2 separate regions of the Homo sapiens genome follow, and region 1 is linked to region 2. Evidence: read pairs that join two places in POLR2A ChIA-PET (ENCODE). Cell type or tissue: GM12878. All regions are shown on one strand. Links, peaks and the distances in the headings refer to the core of each region. The heading gives the core; the rest is flanking DNA. Region 1 has its middle 43 kb from the start of MEAK7. Region 2 overlaps COTL1 (coactosin like F-actin binding protein 1).

Region 1 (11,577 bases), core at 6,578-11,577, 57 kb before region 2:
GCCTAGAATGTCCTAGAATGTTCATAGCAGCTCTCTTCATAATAGCTTCAAATAAGAAACCACCCCAATACTCATCACAGTGGAATGGGTGAATAAATAGGGGTGTAAATTTGTGAAAATCATGTATTGGTTGATGTCTTCTGTCTCCCCAAAACATATACAACCAACCATGAAAAACTGTGCAAAAGTTGAGAAAGAATGATTTACAACTAAACCCTAAATTTGTATGGAGTTCAGACACGACGGGGAGGGAAAGCAGCCAGACAAAAAGTCCACCCTGTGTGTAAAACATTAACACAAACCAGCAAAGCCAAGCTCAGGTGTTAGGTCCAGGCAGCGGTCAGCTCGGGATGAGGGTGGGGGCTGTAGCCTCAACTTCCCAGGCTCAAGCCATCCTCCCACCTCAGCCTCCTGAGTAGCTGGGACTCCAGGCCTGCACCACTATGCCCAGCTAATTTTTAATCTTTTTTTTTTTTTTTTTTTGAGACAGAGTTTTGCTTTTGTTGCCCAGGCTGGAATGCAATGGTGCAATCTTGGCTCACTGCAATCTCCTCCTCCCGGGTTCAGGCGATTCTCCTGCCTCAGCTTCCCGAGTAGCTGGGACTACAGGCATGCACCACCATGCCCAGCTAATTTTGTATTTTTAGTAGAGACAGGGCTTTGCCATGTCGGCCAGGCTGGTCTCCAACTTCTGCTCCTGACCTCAGGTGATCTGCCCGCCTTGGCCTCCCAAAGTGCTGGGATTACAGGCGTGAGCCACCGCGCCCAGCCTTTAAATTTTTTTTTACAGTGATAGGGGTCTCATTATGTTGCCCAGGCTTGTCTCAAACTCCCGGGCTCAAGTGATCCTCTTGCCTCAGCCTCCAAAAGTGCAGGGATTGCAGTCGTGAGCCACTGCACCCAGCCCATATTTTTTTAAGTCAACCTACTGTGTGATTTTTTTTTCTGCCTTTCTCAGCATAACTCTAAGCAATAATGTCCACGAAGTCAGGGTTTCAGTGAGCTATAGAGTTCAGCAGTCAACAACACAGACAGTGGATCCAGAATGTCTAGGTTTAAAGCCTGCATCCTCTACAGTTGTGTGACTTTGGGCAAGTTACTTAAACTTCTTGGTCCTCAGTTTTCCCATCTGTAGAATGGGAATAATAATAATACCACATATCACAGGGTGGCCGAAAGGATTAAATGAGTGAATTATGTAGAGTTCTTAGAACAGCTGTGGGCATGCAGTGGTGTGCTGGTAACTGTTTAACAATGGCTTGGAAGGAAGGCCTTTACTGATTTCCAATTTCCCTGGTGTAAACACTTCCATTGTGGCTGATTTCAGGCTACCAATGAGAGGTCACTAAAGGTGGTTTTGGTAAAGGGGCCACTAGGTCATCCCAGGGTTGAAATAAGCAACTCTGTGACCACAGCCCAGATGTGCGTTTTGGAACAAAACCTAAGGAACCGTGGACAAGCCTTCTGACTTTAACTCTCTGGTTTGTTTTACGAGTCAGGGTCTCGCTCTGTCACCCAGGCTGGAGTGCAGTGGCACCATCATAGTTCACTGCAGCCTCGAACCCCTGAGCCCAGGTGATCCTCCCACCTTAGCCTCTTGAGTAGCTGGGACTACAGGCATGCCACCACGCCCAGCTAATTAAAAAAAATTTCTTTCATAGAGACAGGGTTTTGCCATGTTTTCCAGGCTGATATCACACTTCTGGGCTCAAGTGATCCCCCGCTCCAGCCTCCCAGAGTGGGATTACAAGCGCGAGCCACTGCGCCTGGCCTAGCCTCTGACATTAACTCTTATAAAAACACTGGAAAAGAAATATGACTCATGGGAAATTAAATAGCTGTCTTGTCCTTATAATGGATTCCTAGGGGTTCCCAGAGCACTCTGGGATGTGTGCACAGGGTCCTCCCTGCCAGGTGTCCCCAAGGGGAACATTCATTACAAACAGCGTTCACGCCACCTTCCTGCTTACCTGGTGCCCTGGCCTCGGCCGTCCCCTACCTTCCCTTTCTGGATTTATTAAAGATTCTTTTTACTTCTGTACACGTAACTCATGGAGGTGCCAGTTTGACCTTTGGAGAAATCTGTGTACAGCTCATCTCAACTTTCCCCACTTTTTATGTCATGAAGCCTGATCTACACACAGTTCGGAATTGCCCCCACACTCCCCCGCAGTCATTGTCACACTGCCAATATTTTACAACGGGAACGGAACACCTGTTTGCCGAGCACCCACGAGGGCCCAGGCATCCTCTTAGGTCTGGAACAGAGAAGGAAGGAAGCCAACGAAGCCACCCCCGAACACCGGCATCTGACAGAGGAGGCAGGCGGCGCCGGAGAACCCGAAGCAAACCATGTCATTGCAGCCCGAGACTCCTGCAAAGAAAATAAAGCAGACGAAGGGGCCTGGAGGCCTGAAACCTGGGCCGGGGGCATCAGGGGCTGCACACACCCTCATTTCACACCATCTGGGCATTTCCTCTGTGCCCCAGAGTCCCCAGGATCATTTCGTTTAAATGTGCAAAAATGAAATTCAATTTCTAACTGCACTCCGTGTGCTTATGAAGTAGTAGAAAACTCGGAAAGGTGGCACTTTAGGATAATTGACCTCGTTCAGGCTCAAAAGCCCCTTTGGCCAGTTCCTGGGTAAATTCAGGATTTGCATTCCATCGGGGCTATTCTCGGGTGTCCTCTCCTCCTGGCTGACCCCTGAGCCTGAATCCTGGGATTATTTTTAAAGCCTGGATATCACGCTGCTTCATGGTGCCGTGCAAAGCACTTGGTGTTTCCGTTACAGGGGGGACACCTGCCTGCTTCCAATTTTCGGCACTATAGATGATGCACGCTGCTGTCTCTGGAGGAATGTCACAGGATAATAGCTCATGTTCGAGGACTGCTTAGCCGGCCTGAAAGTTTTTGCAAGTATTAACTTATGTAATTCTCCCAACTCTCCTTGAGCAGAAGTTGCTATTGTTAGCTCCATTTTACAGATGGAGAAACTAAGGCACGGAGAGGTGAGGTGACGATAAGTGGCAGAGCTGGGATCTGAAGTGTCACAGAGAAGGGTGGGGAGGAGCTGGCACAGAGAGAAACAGCAAAAGTGGATTGCCTTCGCTCCATGCTCAGGACAAGTCTCCCTCTGATTAAGTGCACTGTGTTGAGAGGCCCCTGGGGAAGGTCTCAAAGCCATCACCCACAGCACAGATGGTGGAAGCTGGCACCCCTGCCATGCTGTGCTGGAAGTGTGCTTTGGTTACAGCCTGTGTGAAGGGCGACTTGACAGAGGCTGTCTCCATGTCAAAGGTGCATGTCCTGACCAGGGGCGGTGGCTCACGCCTGGAATCCCAGCACTTTGGGAGGCCGAGGTGGGTGAATCTCCTGAGGTCAGGAGTTTGCCAGCCTGGCCAACATGGTGAAACCTCGTGTCTACTAAAAATACAAAAATTAGCCAGGCATGGTGGCAGACACCTGTAATCCCAGCTACTCTAGAGGCTGAGACAGGAGAATCACTTGAACCCAGAAGGCAGAGGTTACAGTGAGCGGAGATCGCGCCACTGCACTCCAGCCTGGGACAGAGCGAGACTCCATCTCAAAAAAAATAAAAAATAAAACATGGTGCACGTCCTCTTTTGACCCTCTGCTGGCTATCTGTCCTCGGGAAATACCTGCCCATGTGCATGAAGAGGCATGGATGCTTATGCAGGGATGTTCCTTGCAGCATTGTTTGCAACAGTAAAGAATTGGAAATATCCTAAAATGCTCATCAGTAAGTGAGTGGTTAAATGATGGTACATTTACACTATGGAATCTGTTACCATAAGAAAGAATGCTATGTCTATATCTGGGTTTCTCAACATGGGTACAAGTGACATTTGGGCTGGATCATCCTTTGTGGTTGGGGGGGGGAGTGTCCTGTGCATTGCAGGAGGTTTAGCGGTATCCCTGGCTCTACCTACCAGATGCCAGTAGCACCAGCCTCCTTGGTGTGACACCCAGAAATGCATCCAGACATTGCCGAGTGTTCCCTGGGGGCAAAATTGCCCGTGGTTGAGGACAGCCAGTCTATATGCAGTGAAGTATAAAGGTCTCCAAAACAGACTAATACATGAAAAAAAAAGTTACAGAACTGTCTGCATTAAAAAAATACAATGCTGGTCAGGTGTGGTGGTTCAAATCTGTAATCCCAGATTTCTATTCTAAAAAATAGAAAAACGTAACTGGGCGTGGTGGTGCACACCTGTAGTCCCAGCTATTCAGGAGGCTGAGGTAGGAGGATTGCTTGAACCCGGGAGGCAGAGGTTGCAGTGAGCCGTGATGGCACCACTGCACTCCAGCCTGGGCAGCAGAGCAAAATCATGTCTCAATAAATAAATAAATAAATAAATAAAGCTAAGCTATTTATCTATATAGACATAGATACAGATACAGAGTCATGCATTCAACGAGTTTTATTGAGCACCTGCCCCATGCCTGGAACTGTTCTTGGTGCTGAGCAAGTAACGACGATCAAAATGAAGTCTCTGCTCTACTGGAGATTACCCTCTGGAGATTACACTTTGTCTTCTGGCGGGGAAAGACAGCAATGAACAAGCGAATAGACACACGGTATCAGGTGGTGATAAGTGCTACAAAGAAACATAAGTGGGGCTCGGGGACCTCGAAAAGACACAGGTGCTGTTTTAGAATGGGGTCAGGGCAAGGTGACATTCTACTCCACTAAGGTGACATTGAGCAGGGAGCTGCATGAATGAGGGACCAGCATGGGTACTTAGAGGTCAGTGGGCTCCAGGCACAGCAGGAGTCCCCCTGAGGCAGGATGGTGCTGTGTGAGCAGGAGGCCCAGCGAGGAGACCCGAGGGCCTGCAACAGAATAAATGAGGACCGTGGTGGGCGACGAAGCCAGTGAGACATTGGGGGCACAACCACAGCCGGCCTTGTTGCATAGCACTGACTTTGCTTTTCGCCTCGAGAACTGGAGCGATCAGGAGAAAATCCAGCTTGGAATGTAAAGAGGCCACGGTGGACGGTTCTGGGAGTAACGGAAGAGAAAAGGGGGAGGGGGAGAGGGAGAGAGAAAAGGAAGAAAGGGAGGAAAGCAAGGAGGGAAGAGGGGAAACACCAGATTGTCCAGCTCACTGACGAGTTCAAATCCCAGCTCCTCCACCTCCTCAGGCAACCAGCTTCGTCTCTCTGAGCCTCAGTCTCCTGTTGTGTAAAATGGTTTAACCACGCCGCCTCTCATAGGAGAGAATGATGTCACCAAAGTTCCCACTACGGCGCTTTTTCCGTAGGTCCCAAGTGAAAACAGAAGCTTCCCTCTGTCCTGCCCCTACCCCCAGAAGACCCAGCCAACTCCTCTGCAGCAGCAGCGCTGTGGCTCAGGGGCCCCTGTTTAGGCTGTAGGCTCCATGGAGGCCCAGAGGGAATGCCTTTCCACACGTCAAAGAAACCTGAGACTCAAAGAAACCTGAGACCCTAAGGTCGTATCAACTGCAGACCTTTGGGCCTAATGGCTATTGCCACGAAGAGCCTTTTAGAAAAACATCTCAGCAGGGGCCGGGTTTGAAGGCCCCCAGGGGCTTGTGGGAGGCAACATTTTCTTCTGTCTGACAGCCCCCTCCAACTCCCCCAGCCCGGGATCCCTCCCTGACAGCTGGTGGGCTGAGCCTGCTTCCCGAGGCTGGGCTTTGGGGTTGGGGTCTCTTTGTCAGCCCAGGAATAACCCAGCACCCACCCGCCCAACCCACACACATACACAAACAGTTCATTCACCCTGCAGGAGAGGTCAGGCCCTCCCACAGCATCTGCCCAAGATGCTCGCAAATCCACGGGGACAATCCCAGGCCTGGGGCATCTCCATGTCACATAGGAGGGGGGGGGGTGCTCAGCCGAAAGCGGGGCCTCGAGAGGCTCTAAAGACAGCAGCACACGGCTGGGCGCGGTGGCTCACGCCTGTAATCCCAGCACTTTGGGAGGCTGAGGCAGGCAGATCACCTGAGGTCAGGAGTTTGAGACCAGCCTGACCAACATGGAGAAACCCTGTCGTTGCTAAAAACACAAAATTAGCTGGACGTGGTGGCAAATGCCTGTAATCCCAGCTACTCAGGAGGCTGAGGCAGGAGAATCACTTGAACCCAGGAGGCGGAGGTTGCGGTGAGCCGAGATTGTGCCATTGCACTCCAGCCTGGGCAGCAACAAGAGTGAAACTCGATCTCAAAAAAAAAAAAAAAAAAAGCAGCACAGGGCTCACTTTTCCCTCAGACCCTGCAGGGCCATGGAAACAGCCACAGGGGCTCAGGCAGCTGAAGAGAATGTTCTAGAATCCACAAAGAGCCTGGCCTGGCAGGAGCCTGGGGACCTGGAGATGCAGCCGGGTGCATCTATTCAGGCTTTCAAGCCTCCAGCAACCTGGAGACCTGCTGTCTCCACGCCTCGCCTCTCACACGGAGCCAGCCTGTGGGGCGAGTGGCTGCCTGCTTCCACCACCCCGACTCCTCCGTGTTGGTTGGCCAGGGTAATGAGAATGTGCTTGTTTTGATGAAATGTCAATCACTTGTATATAAATATCTATATTTAGGACTCCTTTAGAAAATAAGAAAATCTGGGAGCACACAGTCACCATGCAGCTGCCCTCTTTAGAAAGACACGCGCCCTCCCCTGGCCACAGTCCCCACCTCTCCCTGTTGTCTCCTTGGTGCCCAGCCTCCAGCCCTCCTCCCCGTACTTGCCAGGCCCCGGAGGCCTTGGATCCCCAGTCCCCTGCCCAGAGATGCCCCGGGGCAGCCAACCCCATGCCAGACGAGAGTCTCAACCGAGCAGGGAGGCAGGCTGAGACGCAGGAGGCCTTGCCCACTTAGAATCAGCCACCAGTGATACAGAGGGTGGAGGAGGAGAGGCAGGAGGATGGAGGAAGGACATGCCAAGGTCTCAAGCTGGAGAACACGGGGCTGATGGGGAGGTGGCAGAGACAGGGCCTGCTGGGAGAAGCAGGAAAGGCAGAGAATGTGTCCATGCGTCCGGAGCCCTGACCTGTGGTGGGGCCGTTCTGTCGGCAACCGGGACATGCGCTTGTCTGAGTTCCAGGAAGAGAGAGCTGTGTGCACATCCTGTCATCAGAGCAGCTTGAAATAAATGCCCCTATTTGTGTATCCGATTGGCAACAAGTAAAAGATTAATGATAGGAGACAGAAAGCAGATGAGTGGCTGCCGGGGGCCAGGGAGGGGGTGGGGAGTGACTGCCTAATTGATACGAGTTTTCCTTTTGGGGTGACAGGAAAGTTCTGGGGCTAGAGCAGCGGGGGTGGCACAATATCGTGAGTGTGCTGAATGCAACGGACTGGATCACTTTAAAATAGTTAAAATGGTAAGTCCTATGTCGCGTGTATCTTACCACAGTTAAAAAAAGATGACTCATATCCATTGTTGGTGAGGGCAGGGGAAAGGGGGCAGACTGTCAATCAACACGTGGCTTCGGGAGGACAATTTGGTAATTCACATCCATAATGTCCTTTTTTATGTTTTAATTTTTAATTTTTATTTTTTGTAGAGACGGGGATCTCATTTTGTTGCCCCAGCTGGTCTCAAACTCCTGGCCTCAAGTGATCCTCCCAATTCGGCCTCTCGAAGTGCTGCGATGACAGGAATGAGCCACTGCTCATGCAGCACACATCGATAATTTAAATGGTTAGCCCAAAAATCTTTTAGAAATCCACCCCACAGAAATTCTGAAATAAAGACTTGTGTGAAAGGAGGTTCAAGACAGAAGTGTTCCTTAAAAGCGCAATTGCTGGAAACCATAGGAATGCCTTACCAGTTTTCTTTTGTTGTGTAACAAAGTACAACAAACTTGATGACTTCAGACAACACTCTTCCCTCCCCATAAAAACACCCAAGTCACTGGTGATGTCACAGTTCTGCAGTTGAGAAGTCTGGACAAGCACGGTTGGACTCTCTGCTCAGGGCATCCTAAGGCCAAAATCAAGGTGCCAGCTCACTGCATTCTCACCTGGAGCCCAAGGGCCTCTTCTGAGATCACTTGGTGGCTTTAAGACAGGGGTTCCCGTATTTCCCAACTGTGAGAGCCATGAGCCATCCTTACCTCCTGGAGGCCTTTCTGACCCACCCCCCGCAACAATGGAGAATTTCCCTGTTCCCTGAAGTCAAATCCCTCTCCTACTTACAATCTCCCTGTCAGAAAGAATCCCAGCCCTTTTAAGGGCTCGACTGATTGGGTCAGGCCCACTGAGGGTCATCTCCCATTCTCAAAGTCAACAATGTCATAAAACACACTCTAATCTAATCACAGAGTGATACCCCCATCACGTTGGTAGGATCCTTTATGGGGTATAGACGTCAGCCTCAACAGTGTCTGTCAACAGGGGACTAGTTCATCTCCATAATCTCAAATACTGGAGACTTTTTCAATAAATGAGATATCTCTATATGAACATTTTCCTTGAGGTGTTGTTAACGACATGCAAATAATTGATGCAATTTCATCAGTTTCCTTGATGTAATTGCAAAACTACACATATACCTATTATATATATATAATTTCATGTATAATTGTATATGTACAATTTCACTTACATATATAAAATTTCATTTTGTTAAAAAAAAAAAAAATCTATGCATGGCCCGGGTGCGGTGGCTCACACCTGTAATCCTAGCACTTTGGGAGGCCGAGGCAAGCAGATTGCCTGAGCTCAGGAGTTCAAGACCACCCTGGGCAACATGGTGAAACCCTATCTCTACTAAAATACAAAAAATTAGCTGGGTGTGGTGGTGGGTGCCTATAGTCCCAGCTACTCAGGAGGCTGAGGCACAAGGATCACTTGAGCCCAGGAGGCAGAGGTTGCAGTGAGTCTAGATCATGCCACTGCACCCCAGCCTGGGCGACAGAGTGAGACTCTGTCTCAAAAAAAAAAAAAAAAAAAAAAGAAATCTATGCATTCTTGTACAAGTGTGTGTATGTGTACATGCACAAAGAAAAGTCTGGAAGAATATAGACCAAACTATAAATAGCAAGTACCTCAAAGAAGGGAGGCTGTATGAAGCAGAATTCTCACTTTTTATTTTATATACTCTGTATTATTAAAATTAGTTACATTGAATATGTATTACTTTCACAGTTAAAAAGATTAAGGGCCAGGTACAGTGGCTCACGCCTGTAGTCCCAGCACTTTGGGAGGCTGAGGCGGGTGGATCACCTGAGGTCAGGAGTTCGAGACCAGCCTGGCCAACATGGTGAAACCCTGTCTCTACTAAAAATACAAAAATTACCCAGGCATGGCGGTGCACACCTGTCATCCCAGCTGCTCGGGAGGCTGAGGTAGGAGAATCATATGAACCCAGGAGGCGGAGGTTGCAGTGAGCTCACACCAGTGCACGCCAGCCTGGGCAACAAGAGCAAAACTCTGTCTCAAAAAAAAAAAAAAAAAGATTGAAACATTAAATTTAAAACAAGCTCACAATGTAATCACTAAATTTTTAAGGTTCATAAAGGAAAGCTGGTCCCCCCTGACTGGCCTCCCCCTCACTGGGAGAAATTCTCAAGCCAGCTCATCTTTTGTTTTGTTTTTTGTTTGTTTGTTTGTTTGTTTGTTTTGAGACAGGGTCTTACTCTGTCACCCAGGCTGGAGTGCAATGACACCATCATAGCTCATTGCAGCCTCAACCTCATGGACTCAGGTGATCCTCTAGCCTCAACCTCCCAAGTAGCTGAGATTACAGGTGCATACCATCACATCTGGCTAATCTTTATTTTTCTGTAGACATGGGGAGCCTCATTATGTTTCCCAGCTTGTGTCAAACTCCTGGGCTCAAGTGATCCTCCCTCTGTAGCCTCTCAAAGTGCTGGGATTGCAAGCATGAGCCACTGTGTCCAGCCCAGACTTGTTATTTTTCAGTTTTGAACTATTTCTTAGTGACTCTTGAACTTCCTCATTGTTAAGTGAGAGGTCTAGAAATCAGAGCGTGGTGAGGACCCAGAACCACACCCGATGCTCTGTTCTCTCAGAGGGGCCCAAATACCTCTGTGCAGACAGCGGCAGGGTAGAGGGACTGTCCACACTGGAGGTCAGCAGCACCCCTGAGACCTGAATCAGGCTGAGGGTCAAGAGCTGGAGAGGATGGAGCGGGGTGGGCTCACACACCAGGCAGCAGGGATGGGTTCCCAGCAGGGTGGTATAAGTCAGGCTTGGTGCCCAAAGTAGGAATGATTCTATTCTGCCAGAGGGTCACAGACTAGGCCACCCCAAAATATGCCATTCTGGCATCAGGATTATTTTGAGCTGAAGACAGTTGAGAAGAAGCAGATGAAGGAAAAGCTCTGCCCTACCCTATTTAAGCAGGACATAGATTTCTTTTTTTCTTTTTTTTTTTTTTTTTTGAGACAGAGTGTCACTCAGTAGCCCAGGCTGTAGTGCAGCGGCGTGATCTCGGCTCAATGCAAACTCCTCCGAGGCTCAAGTGATTCTCCTGCCTCAGCTTCCCGAGTAGCTGGGACTACAGGTGCATACCCCCATGTCCAGCTTTTTTTTTTTTTTTGAGATGGAGTTTCACTCTTGTTGCCCAGGCTGAAGTGCAATGGCACGATCTCAGCTCCTGCAGTCTCTACCTCCTAGGTTCAAGCGATTCTCTAGCCTCAGCCTTCTGAGTAGCTGGGACTACAGGCACCTGCCACCATGCCCGGCTAATGTTTTGTGTTTTTAGTAGAGATGGGGTTTCACCATGGTGGCCAGCCTGGTCTTGAACTCCTGACCTCAAGTGATCTGCCCACCTTGGCCTCCCGAAGTGCTGGGATGACAGGCGTGAGCCACCATGCCTGGCCCTAAAAGCAGGACATATATTTCTAACAGTGCCTCCTGGCCATCTTTCTACCAGGAAGGGCAGAAATTCATCACCAGACACAGCCCTAGACCCTTACTGCCCAGATGGCACCACAGGAATCTACGCAACAAATGTTGCTAACTGGCCCTTATCTTCTATCGGTTTCCCCATCTTTGCCTTCCCCCAATCTTCTGTTGCCCCAGAAACTCTCAAGACCTTCTCTTTTTTTCTTTTGGTCTTGTCCCTTCTGTACAGATGAGTTGCTTTTTTGGTTGAGGTGGAATGCAAGTTCAAGTTCTCACCACCCCTGGAGTTACTTGTCAGTGGGTGATCCTGGGTGTATCTGTGACACACATGTTAATAAACTTCTGTTGGTTTTTCTCTAGTTAATATGTCTTGAGACAGGCTCTCACTCTCACCCAGGCTGGAGTGCAGTGGCACTGTCACAGCTCATTGCAGCCTCAATCTTTTGTCATTTCACAGGGCCTCAGTTAAGGAACCTAAGATGGGTAGAGGAAAATGAACAATTTCCTTCCCTACATAAGCATTTCAGGCAGAAGACAACTGAACACAAGGTGTTCGATGCTGACGAAACTGACGGGTTGGATGGAGGGCTGTAAGGACCCCCCAGATGCTGCAGAACCGACTCACCAGCAAGGCTGCCATGATCAGGAATACGGAGAATCAGAAACCTTCCCGAGGGACCGTTGAGCCAAGCACACCCTCAGAGCTGCACCCCAGGGATCGGA
Region 2 (12,078 bases), core at 5,186-10,185:
GAACATAAGAAAATGAAGTACAGGATGGCCAGAGGAAAAGAAAGATGATTACTTCGGCAGAACCTCCAGGGTATAAGCTGATCTGGATACCCAAATTAAACCGAGAGCTAAAGGTTTTCCCCCTATGACAAAGCACTAGCACTTTCTTTCATGATAATTCTCTACTTCCTTAAATGGGAGTTAGTGTGTTAGACCTGACTCCACCCTCTGACTTAGAGAAGAGTGGCTGTAAAGCAGTCCCTGGAGGCTCTGAGGACCTTATTACAGTATCTATAGCATCTATAAGGAGACGCTGCGCCACTGAGGGGTTCAGCGTCTGGCTCCCAATCACTGAACAGCCCTGGCACACACTGCTTTATACTCTTGTGTCTGCTTTTCACTGTTGTGCTGCCTCTTCCATCGCTGTGGGTTGGTTATTTGACAAACACTTACTGACAATCTGTGATACAGGGATTTTGCTGAAAATGCAATCCCTACCTTCAAAAAATATACAGTCTACCATAGCAAACAAAAATGTAGTGTGTGAATACCATGAAATTACTGCTATGGCAAAGAGTTGTGACTGGCAGTTACAGGAGCATCAAGGAAAGAAGGAAATCCGCTCTGCCTGGGCAGCTGTGACCAGGACTGGCTTTGCAGAGGAGGTGATGTTTGATTAGGGTCTTTTTCTTTTATCCCCCCGAGACGGAGTCTTGCTCTGTCACCCAGGCTGGAGTGCAGGGGCACAATCTCGGCTCATGCAACCTCCGCCTCCCGGGTTCAAGCAGTTCTCCTGCCTCAGCCTCCCGAGTAGCTGGGATTACTGGCACGCTCCACCACACCCAGCTAATTTTTGTATTTTAATATAGACCAGGTTTCACCATGTTGGCCAGGCTGGTCTCGAACTCTTGACCTCGTGATCCCCCCATCCTGGCCTCCCAAAGTGCTGGGACTACAGGCATAAGCCACCGCACCCATCCTGATCAGGGTCTTGAAGGATGACTCAGAGTTCCTCCAGAGAACAGGGTAAGGACAAAGAGGGTTCTTGTTGACAATTTGAGAGGGAGATTGTGACAGAACTCCAGACAAAGCAACAGCCTCTGCTGGCAAGTTCAAAACGCCTTCCTCCACCAGCCCTTCTCTCTTTTTCCGACTCACCACAAGCCAGAAGGGCATATGATGCAGCTGATGATAACTGTGTGCAAACTAAGAGCTTAAAGGCTCAGAATGAGCTACAGGCCTCCTTCAGCTTGCTCAGCCCTACTCCAGGAGGGAAGGAATCTCGTTCCCTAGCACATCCAAAGCACCCAGACGATGCCCCACATGTACTCAATACATACTTCCCGAATAAATGAAGGGCATCTACATGGCATCTTTGACTTCTCAGAGGCTTTTCAGTTCCAAATTTGCAGCTGCGTTTCAGTTCAATGGGGGTGGGGGGGGTGCCATTTTATAAGAGTAAAACCAAGCAGATGGGCACAGCAGCTCACACCTGTAATCCCAACACTTTGGGAGGCCGAGGCAGGAGGATTGCTTGAGCCCAGGAGGTTGAGGCTGCAGTGAACTATGATCGCACCACTGCACTCCAGCCTGGGCCACAGTGAGACTCTGTCTCAAAAAACTTTTTTTCTTTTAATTAAAAAAAAAAAAGAATAAAACCAATTCTTTGTCAGGATTTTTAAAGTGTGACTTCCACCCCCAGAGAGCAGGAATGAATAGACAGGCAGGAACGAATGGATATGGACAGACATAACAACTGATTTGTTTTGACAAATTTGTGGTTTAATAAAAGCACATGTGGCCAGACGCAGTGGCTCATGCCTGTAATCCCAGCACTTTGGGAGGCCAAGGCGAGCAGATCACTTGAGCTCAGGAATTCGAGACCAGCCTGGCCAACCCGGCAAAACCCTGTCTCTACTAAAAATACAAAAATTAGCCATTCATGGTGGTGCACACCTGTAATCCCAGCTACTCGGGAGGCTGACGTAGGAGAATTGCTTGAGTCCAGGAGGCAGAGGTTGCAGTAAGCTGAGATCATGCCACTGCACTCCAGCCTGGGCGACAGAGACTTCATCTCAAAAAAAAAAAAAAGTGCATGGAAAGGGAAGGCCAAAAAGGCAGTGTTGCTGGAGTCAGCGATGCCAGAGTCAGTGATGCCTGCGTAACAAGGAAGCTGCTTCTCCACCTTTCACATGCACCAAGAACGGTAGCCCAGAGGGACGCAGCTGGCTTGAAACCTCAGCGGCATGAGAGCCTGGAGACCAGGGTTCAGGTCCTGGCTCTGCCCCTTTCCTCCCATGTAACAATGGCCCAGCGACTTCCCCTCTCTGCCCCCCAGTTCCCCGGAGGCCTCTCCATCTCTGCCTGGGAGCCCCTGGTTGGTGGGGGCAGACTCGCAGCCAGTTTTCCTTCCCCGTGGACTTTAACAACACTCCAGCCCGCAAGCCTGCGCACACCAGCCCCCACGGGGACAGCTGACTCACTTTACTCTTCTACGGATTCACTTATTCATTACCCCATGCAACATCCGAGGCAGAACCTCCCCTCTTCCCAAAGGACTGAGGCAACGAAGTGTGACTCAGCCAGGGCTCTGCGCCAGGCTCTGAGTGAACACACTGGAAACCCGGCCGTGGGTACAACACGGCGTCACAGCTCTGCCGTAAACACAGGGGGACCCACTGAGAGCCCAGGGGACCAGCAAGCCTCCCCCTGGAGGTCTCCTCATCGGTGACACAGCACGTTGATCCTCATCAGCCAGCTGAGGGGGTGATGCCCTGGGAATCGGGCCTGGCACACAGGAAGTGTTGGGAAGCGCTAGGTGAGGATGATAAGGACAAGGCGGCCTTGGGACCAACGGTGACAATGGCAACAGACTATGAAGCGAATGGAGGCAGTGGGGGAGCCGGGAGTTCAGAGGGGAGAGGCAGGGCTGTGCTCAGGGAAAAGGGCTGCTCAGGGCCTGTGGGGTTGGCGCATCATGCCTGGGGACCCAGAAGAAGTGGCAGAATAAGACCCTGCCCAGCTGGGAATGAGCCACAGAAAGGGCCAAGGCAAAGTTCTAGGAGGACATGAAACAAAAGTGATCAGAATAAAATGCGCACTGCTCCAGGAAAACCCAGAGGCCTCACATGGCTCCCGGGGCCACTGCACCCTGGGCCCTGCCAGCTACCCACCTCCCCCCACTTTCTACCCGCCACTCCCCACCCACCTCCCTCCCTGATGGCCCCCACCCCATGCTCCCCACTCCCTACTACCCCCGCAACTCCCCTCTCCCTCCCGCTGCCCCACCACGGCCCAACCCCATACTCCCCAACCGCCTTCTCACCCATGCTCCCCTCCCACTCCCCACCCATGCTCCCTGCTCCACAGCCCTCACCCCATGGCCCCCACCTACACTACCCCCTACTCCCCAACCCCTGCGCTCCCCATCCACACTCACCGGCCATAGCCCTCATGCCACGGTCCCCACCCCCTGCTCCCCACCCCACACTCACCCTCCACAGCCCTCACCCCCTGCTCTCCACCCTCACTCCCCACCCACGCTCCCCTCCCACGGCCCCCACCCCATGGCCCTACTAGGTTCCTGTCCTCCTGCCCACCCAGGAGCCTCATCCTCCTTTTTTCTTTATGCTTTTTCATCCTAAGATATTATTTACACAGCATGAACTGCACCCTGTGAAAGTGGACATTTCAGTGGGTTTCGGTCCATTCACAAGGTTGTGCATGGTGATGCACCCCACTGAGCTCTCCCAGCACGAGTGCCCAGCAGACCGTGAGTGCTCAGTTTATATGTGTTGGGGGGATGAGTGACCAAAGTCACCCAGGAAGAGAGTGTGGTGTTCCCAAGAATGGGCCACACAGCAGCCAGGTTTGGCCAAATCCAGAGAGCTGCAGGGTGGACACAGCCCTCTCTCTGTCCCTCTGTTAGGCAGGGGCCCAGAGGGGGCTGTGGCTGTAGGGGTCACACAGGGGCCGCCAGGAGCCTGGCTCTTTGCATCTCAAGCCAGGTTCTTTTCACCCCTCCCCCAGCTCCAGCTGACCCCTGGCCCGCCTGAAGCAGCAGCAGCTTTTATTTGCAAGCCATGAACAATACACTCCATTTTATAAGCAGCGTAGAATTCTAGCCAGAAACGGGGAGAAAAGTGCTTCCGGGTCAGAGCAGACCTCCAAAGGCGAGCCCTGCAGGCAAAAGTAGGGAAATCGGGATTTCCTGGGAAAGTCTCTCCAGGGCAGGAGGGAACACTCGGGTTCAGGAATTAAGGAGCATTGCTCCCCAGACACACGCACAGGCTTTCTGTGTCAACAACAATGGCAGAAATGGCCTCTAAACAACAGTGGCCTCTAAACACTTCCCACGGCCCCCCATGGCCTGGGCCTGGGCCTTAGGTCTGCCCCACGGTGTTCCACAGAAGAGCCTCCCGTGGTCTTCCCTTCTTGTTTCACAAAGATTTTACATTGCAAGCTGGGGTGCAGGGGGTGTCAGGAGTGGGGGCGAGAAGCACACACGCCAGGTAAGAATTGCAGCCTGGCCTGCGTACTGCCTCGGCTGTGAAATGGGATAACAACAGGGCCCGCGATGCTGGGTCACTGGGCATATTAAATGAAATCACAAGTGACTGCGGCAGGCAAAACAACGGCCCCTAAGACATCTATGTCCTAAACCCCAAAACTGTGAATATGTCCCTCACATGGCAAAAGGGCTTTGAGGGTGTGGTTAAGGTAAGGATCCTGAGATGGGAGATTCTCCTGGGTTATCTGGGTGACACCCACGTGATCACTGCAGTCCTTAAATGGGGAAGGGTGGGGAAGAGGGCCAGAACCAGAGAGCTGGCATCATGAGGACTCGACCTGCCAGTACTGGCTTTGAAGACAGAGGAAGTGGCCACAAGCCAAAGAATGCAGGCAGTCTCTGGAAGCACAAGAAGGCAAGAAAATGGATTCTCCCCTGGAGCCTCCAGGAGAAAGCAGCCCTGTCCACACCTGGATTTTAGTCCTGTGAGGCTCATGTCAGACTTTTGACTTGCAGAACTATAAGATGATGCATTTATGTTGTTTTAATTCACCAAGTTTGTGGTCATTTGTTACAGTGGCCATAGGAAAGTAACACAATGACCCTGGCTAATGCCTGGCCTAATAAAGGTCCACTGTTAACCATTGTTGTTATCAACTTATTTATTTATTGCTCGCAAGGAAGCTTACCTAAGTACCTAGAAGACAAAGTAAGAATAAGTGCATGAAGAAAAGCGTGATGACCATAAACTAAGTACAGAACTAAAAACAAGATCTATGGCAGGTTAATTTCAAAATGCACTCATGAAATAAAATATTAAATGCTGACGTGCCATGCCTGCCTTCAAAAACCAGCCTCTGGGGACCTGCCACTGCTGAGGCCACTGAGCTGAATCAGAAAAGTCACAGGCACTTGCTTAAGTGGGAGAGGAAGGTGGCGATGCCTGGGCTCTGGAGTAAGAGGCCTGGGGCCAGAGCAGTCACATGGCCAGTGGTAGCGGCCGGGAGCCTTGTGGGCCACTGGGCTGTTACTTTGGAGGAGGGGACGGCGGGCCCTCCTGTGTGAGCTTAGCTCTCAGACATCTACATGGACTGTCACTCATTTGCCTACTCAACAACATCTGTGCAGGCTGCCAGGTACTGTTCCCAGCGCTGCCAATACTGCAGAGAACAAAGCTGACCTGGTTGCCCCACGGGGCTTGGATGCTCCCAGGAAAGTCACAAGATAAACAGGTGCATAACTGCACATGTGGCTATGATCTTAGGCACTGCTAAATGCTGCAAGGAGATGCTTTTTGACTCCTTGTCACCTTCTCCAAGGCCATGTCTGGTTTCAGTGGTAGTGGGCGTAGCCACTTGGGTACACCATGACATCCTGCCACGTCTAGCTGCTCAACCTCACAGAGGCACAGCCTGGAGTGCAGAAACCCTAAAGCCCCTAAAGGACCCCTCAACCAATGGGGGATAAGAGTCGGTGGCTACGTGCCCCCGCCTCCCAGGGCTGCACCCTCCATGTTCCTCTTAGGGTCCCTGAGGGATTCTGTCCCAGGTGCCCACAGCAGTAACTGTAGGATTCTGTCCCAGGCGCCTACAGCCCATAAGAAGTAGAGCTGAAATTTGAACCCAGGCATTACGGGTTCTCTTCTATAAGCAAGAGACAAAGGAGTGGACAGCCAGCACGTGCTGGGAAAAGCCTATGACCCAGGATTCAGCCCATGACTTGGGCCCACTCAAGGGAGCAACACACCCATGGGGGAAAGAGATTGGCAGCCATCTAACCATGAAGGATGGGGATTCCCCGCCAAGGATACCACCACCAAAGGGACAAAGTCCCTCTCTCCAGGAGGACTTCGCCAAGGAGTTGAAGAAACAGACATGCACACGACCACCATACGGGACACCAACACCACAAAGACAAGGAGGGCATCCGAGCAGAGGGAACATTCACACCGGGCCTTGACGGGTGTGTAGGAGTCCTCCAGGAAGGCGAAACAGATGAAGACAGTGCAGGCAGAGGGAAGAGAGTCCACAGGCCTAGGGAAGCGGGAAGGCAGGCCAGCGCGGCACAGGGGAAGAGCTGAGAGCCTCGGACACAGATCTGGATTCAAAGTGCAGTTCTTCCCAACTGCAGCATCTCCAGCAAGCGACTCTGGCTCTCCAAGGAAAATGTCAGGTTCCTCCTCAGTGAAGTGGGGATAATTTCTACTTGTGGGTGTCACTCTGCTCATTACTCCCTCAGAGAGAAGATAAATTAGATAAACTAACACACGCAGAGCTCCTACGTAGGGCCTGGGACTTGGGCATCCCTAAGGTCAGCATCGTGTGTGTTGGGGACACACACTGGAGGGGTCGGCTGGCCAGCACCTGTCATAAAGGGCACCCCATGTCATGTCTGAGCGTTTGGACCTTATGGAGAAAAGGTGTTGGAAGTGGGAGGCGGGGGAGCAATCTGACCTGAAGGTTAGAAAGCCACCCCTAGCCTGGACTGCAAGCTCACTGGGGTCAGGGAAAGGACTCAACTCAGTACTTGGCAAAGGGCTTGGGGCATAGTAGATGCTCGAGAAATGTCCCGGAGAAGACAAGGTCATGATCAAGGGTGGAGCCCTAAGAAACGCCTAGACTTATCGGGCAGGAAGCAGAAGCAGCAGCAGAAGGAAGTGAGAATGACAGGAGAGAGACATAAAAGGAGAACTAGGCAAGTCTAGCCACGCAGAAGCAGAAGCACAAGCGAGGGGGACTATCTTTTCAGGAGGTGCTGGCCACTGGCAAATGCTGGAGGGAGGTAAAGTGGATCAGAGACAAAGAAATGACCACTAAATCTGGCAACTGGAATATTTACCAAAGACCTAGACATAGAGCTCCATGCTCTGGGTGTGGGTGGGCACCAGAATGAAATGGGGTAAAGAAAGGATGGGAGACAAGGAGGTATTTATAACACCTATAAAATCTGTAAGGGATGCTTTCAAAAAGTTTGCATTAACTTCTGAATATTTTCAAGGGACAAAAACCCAATTCACCTAGTGTTTAGGGAATGCTTTTTTTGAACTTGAGACACTGTACTTACCAGGAAGATACACATCTATCATCCTTCATCATTTTCTGTTTGTGGTGACACAGCCACAAACAGAAAAGAAAGCACAAACATCACCATGCAGTAGACTGAAAGAGCTACCACAAAGCCCACGCCCCTGTGGACACACAAAAAAGCTATGCAGCGTGGCTCAGGGCCTCCCAGCAACAGATCTGTGGGCAAAGAAGGCAATGGGAGACTGGATAGTGCAGAAAATTACAAAGGTAATGTTTTCGCAGCCCTTCAGGGTACCACTTAAAAACAAAAACCCAGCCGGGCGGGGTGGCTCACGCCTGTAATTCCAACACTTTGAGAGGCCAAGGCAAGTGGATCGCTTGAGCCCAGGAGTTCGAGACCTGCCTGGACAACATAGTGAAACCCTGTCTCTACAAAAGATACAAAAATGAGCCAGGCGTGGTAGCAGGCGCCTGTAGTCCCTGCTACTGGAGACGCTGAGGTAGGAGAATCGCCTGAGCTGGGAGGCAGAGGTTGCAGTGAGCCAAGATCGTGCCACTGCACTCCAGACTGGGTGACAGGGCACGACCTTGTCTCAAAAATTAAATTAAATTAAAAACCCAACATTGTTTCTGGAGCAAAGTAGGAACCCAATAAAATGTTTGTCGCATGCATTAACGGACAGACTGTTCAGCACTTTATAACTGCCCAAAGCCCTGTCACAGATTTGGAGCTTCTTTTTGATGTCACATTCCCTTAGACCTTAGGAAAGAAAGCAATTTCTCTCCTTCCCTTCTCGCCCAAATTTCTGAAACCCGGGTGTGTATGTTCAGCTAGGGAAAAAATATTCAGGTGCAAAACAGCACGATAAATAGACTGCCGGCTCTCTGTGTGTTGTATTGCCATATACGCAGAGGTCATGGACAGCAAGTGAATTTGACTCCTTCGCATTCCAGCTCCCTTCTTTTGGTCGCTATACTCCAGTTTTCCGTAGGAACCACCTCTCTGCCACTCTCAGTCTCTGTCATCCAGGTAGGGCTGATGCCACCTCCAAGAGGCATCCCCTAGGCCTGCACTAAGGCCAGTCAGTCTTCCTGGAGGCATAGCAGGCCAGAAAATGGGGCTGTGAGACAGGAGAGTGCAGAGGCAAGGAAGGCCTCCTTCAATCCTTTCTTCAACATCTATGCCAAGTGGTTAGTCGGACTCTCCTGACATACCTCCTGTGATGGGGGCCTCACTTTCTCCTCTGGTAGCCCGTTCTACCTTAAGGGCCTCTTCCTCTCCAGGTCAACCCAAAATCTATCTGATATGGTTTGGCTCTGGGTTCCCACCCAAATCTCACCTTGAATTGTAATAAGTGTCAAGGGCAGGACGGGGTGGAGATAATTGACTCAGGGGGGCAGTTTCCCCCATACTGTTTTGGTGATAGTTCTCACAAAACTGATGGTTTTATAAGGGGCTTCCCCCTTCACTTGGCTCTCAGTCTGTCTCCTGCTGCCACGTAAAGAAGGATGTGTTTGCTTCCCCTTTTGCCATGATTGTAAGTTTCCTGAGGCCTCCCCAGCCATGCAAAACTGTGAGCCAATTAAACCTCTTTTCTTTATAAATTACCCAGTCACGGGTATTTCTTCATAGCAGCGTGAGAAGAGACTAACACACTATCCCTGAATTCCTACTGCGTGGTCCCATTTACCACATAGGGTTGGTGTGGGGGTAGGAACACAAGAAGTCCACACTTACCACATGACAGCCCCTCAAACATCTGAAGACAACACTGGTGTCTCCCAAGGATCTCTCCTCTTGGTCTCACAAGGTTAAATATGCCCAATTTCCTCAGTCAGTTCTCACATGAGAGGCTTTAAATTCCTTGTCCAGCCTGGATTCTCCTCTCCTCTGAGACTGTGTCCAGCTGCCTAACCTGGAGACTATGGCCAGGACTCTTTTAGATGGAAACTAAATCCAGAACCCACTCACACTGGCCTGAGAAAAAATATTACTTGGCTCATGAAAGTGAACCGTCTAAAGAGAAAGCTTCAGGCATGGCTGGATCCCAGAGTTTTCTGGCACGTCACCTGTCTCCACTCCCACCACCAGGCTCTGTTCCTGAGTTCTCAGACAGGTACTCTCTATAAATGGTAGACATGCCCTGTGAGCTCCAAGCCCTCATTATTCTTATTTGTTTTAATCCCAGAGAAAGATAAAAAGACTCTTTACCAACAACTCTGTCCAAAGTCTCAGGGATGAATCTGATTGGCTAGATTTGAGTCACAAGGGCCCTTGAACCAATCGGTTAGCAGAAGAGTGGCTTGCTCTGATTGGACAGGTCTGGGTTATGTGCACTCTCACAGGAACTACATTGGTTGACCAGGATTATTATGAAATGGAAGGGAGAGGTTCCCCCAAAGGAGGGAATGCTGGACAGAAAAAAAAACATCAATCTCTACATCTCTCTCTGTGGTGTTTTGGGTTAAACACTACTGGCTGACCAGAGCCTCATGGGAATATCATCTCCACCCAGACCATCATCCAACAAATGTCACAGGGCACCTGCCTCCAACCAAGCATCTTCATGATGCTGCCCTTCATGAAGAAGCCTTTTCTGGTAACCACCCCACATCTCAAATTTATTTCAACCTATCCATTGATATGTAACACCTTCTGAAGGTGCTACTTTAACAATAACCACATTTATTGAGCTTTACTCTGTGTCAGGCAGTACTCTACAAGCATTATATGGAACAAGCCAGTTTATCCTTACAGCAACCTACATGCAATCATTATCCCCACCTTTACAGACGAGAAAACACAGACCCTGGGAGATCTGCCCAAGGTCACACAGCACAGCAAGGCTATCGTTCAAAGCAAGACGCCCCAGCCTCACCACTGATGCTCTTAACCAATCAGCTCTAAAATCTGCACCAACAGAAAACTGGACTCATTCCCAGATGCCTGGATTCCTTCTAAAATAAAACTGCTTGCAACACATAATTTGAGGTCCATGGATAGAGGATTGCTTTAACAATGTCACATTTGTATGAGAGAAACTACGTAGCCATTTTTAAACTGGTATTGCAGAAGAAGAGGGGAAGATAGGGAAGAAACTTTGGCATTACAGTTGTTGTGGGAGGTGGCTCTAAAATATCTATGATCCCCTTTTGTAGTAGAATTACATACAGAAAACTATTTCAAGAATATAGATAAAAATGAGACCAGCGGTCTGTCCTGGGAGATGACAATAAAATGTCAGCTCCACGAGGACAGGCGCCTTTTCTGCTTCTGTATTTATCCTCAGTGCCTACAGTCGTGCCCCACAGAGTAGCAGTCCCATATGTCGAATGAATTAAATGAATAAACAGGAGAATGAAGGAATAAACACAGGAAGGAACAAGTTCCTGAGTGTTTGCAAAACTATATCTGAACTATATCTACTTGGTATTCTCTTCTTTTGGTTTAGTCTTGCTTTATGAGTATGCCACAGAGAATATGTATTATCTGAATGGTGCAGAAACAAAATGTGATTTCACAGACAGCCCCAGCCACTGCCTCGCCACACATACGTGATCTGTAAGCCCTTTCTGCTGTGGCCAGGTAGATCATACAACCGGTCTGGCAAATGGCCCCTTTCCCTCCACCTCTGCCAGCTGAGCCCTGATTGCTCCAGGCTCCCAGTGGCTCTGTCAGGTGAACCTGTGACCCTCCAGCCCAGCTCAGCACCCATTTCCTTCCCATCATCTCTCCCCCTTCCATCTTCTTGGTGCTCTTGAACGCTACTTCCACATCACTTGAATTCCAAAAACAAAAATGGCAATCGCAGTAATTGACATTTATGGAGTGCTCACTATGTCCCAAGCAGCATAAGGACTTGCTTCCTTAATCCTCCTAATGACCACACTGTAGCAGGTTACCAGATGGGTAACTCACCTGCTCCAGAGCACATGAATGGCAGGTATTTGAACCCAGGCAATCGGACAAAACCCAAACCTTGAACTACTGAGCTAAGCACCTCTCATCATGCTCCTTCATGCAGACCCGGGCCAAGGGTCTAATGCGTGTCCACATGGGGCCAAATGCCTATTGCATACCAGCCTGGGCCAGGTGCCTACTTTGTGCTGAGTGGGGACGTGTACTGAAAGCTTCCGAGTGGAAAGCATAATGCCTCTACGAGTGCTATCAGAGTAAAAATAATTATTTGAGGCCGGGCGCGGTGGCTCACGCCTGTAATCCCAGCATTTTGGGAGGCTGAGGCAGGTGGATCACCTGAGGTCAGGAGTTTGAGACCAGCCTGGCCAACATGGTGAAACCCCGTCTCTACTAAAAATACAAAAACTTGCCGTGTGTGGTGGCACATGCCTGTAGTCCCAGCTACTTGGGAGGCTGAGGCAGGAGAATCTCTTGACCCCGGGAGGCAGAGGCTGCACTCCAGCCTGGGCGACAGAGAAAAACTTTGTCTCAAAAAAAAGAAAAGCAGTGGTAGGGGTAGCCAACACACACCGTGGCCTGTGCTCTCATTTTAGGTGCATTACTTCAGTGAACCCTCCCAGTCACCCTCAGAGGTAGGCATGTCA

Evidence for each region. ChIA-PET counts read pairs that join two places held together with the same protein. Peaks named below come from ENCODE experiments on the same cell type or tissue, not always from the same donor. Only the 100,000 strongest peaks of a DNase experiment are listed, where the experiment ranks them.
Region 1: POLR2A ChIA-PET joins it to region 2 with 5 read pairs; 19 of 35 experiments call an interaction of 5 or more read pairs at or near these places.

The regions. Positions count from the first base shown.
Region 1 is chr16:84,542,344-84,553,920 of GRCh38, forward strand. No RefSeq gene overlaps it. Among named protein-coding and RNA genes, the nearest start is that of MEAK7, 43 kb to the left of the region's middle. RefSeq lists enhancers at 1,804-2,305, 2,306-2,805, 4,295-5,046, 5,047-5,797, 6,549-7,298. In GM12878, for the core only: no CTCF peak of the experiment used is centred there; no DNase peak of the experiment used is centred there.
Region 2 is chr16:84,600,795-84,612,872 of GRCh38, forward strand. The region is part of intron 2 of COTL1 (coactosin like F-actin binding protein 1); the gene reads right to left. Among named protein-coding and RNA genes, the nearest start is that of COTL1, 11 kb to the right of the region's middle. RefSeq lists a silencer at 2,329-2,623 and enhancers at 2,515-2,634, 2,645-3,209, 5,635-5,754, 5,915-5,974, 6,175-6,224 and 1 more. In GM12878, for the core only: no CTCF peak of the experiment used is centred there; a DNase peak (open chromatin) is centred at 7,176; H3K4me3 peaks cover 4,321 bases; H3K27ac peaks cover 4,170 bases.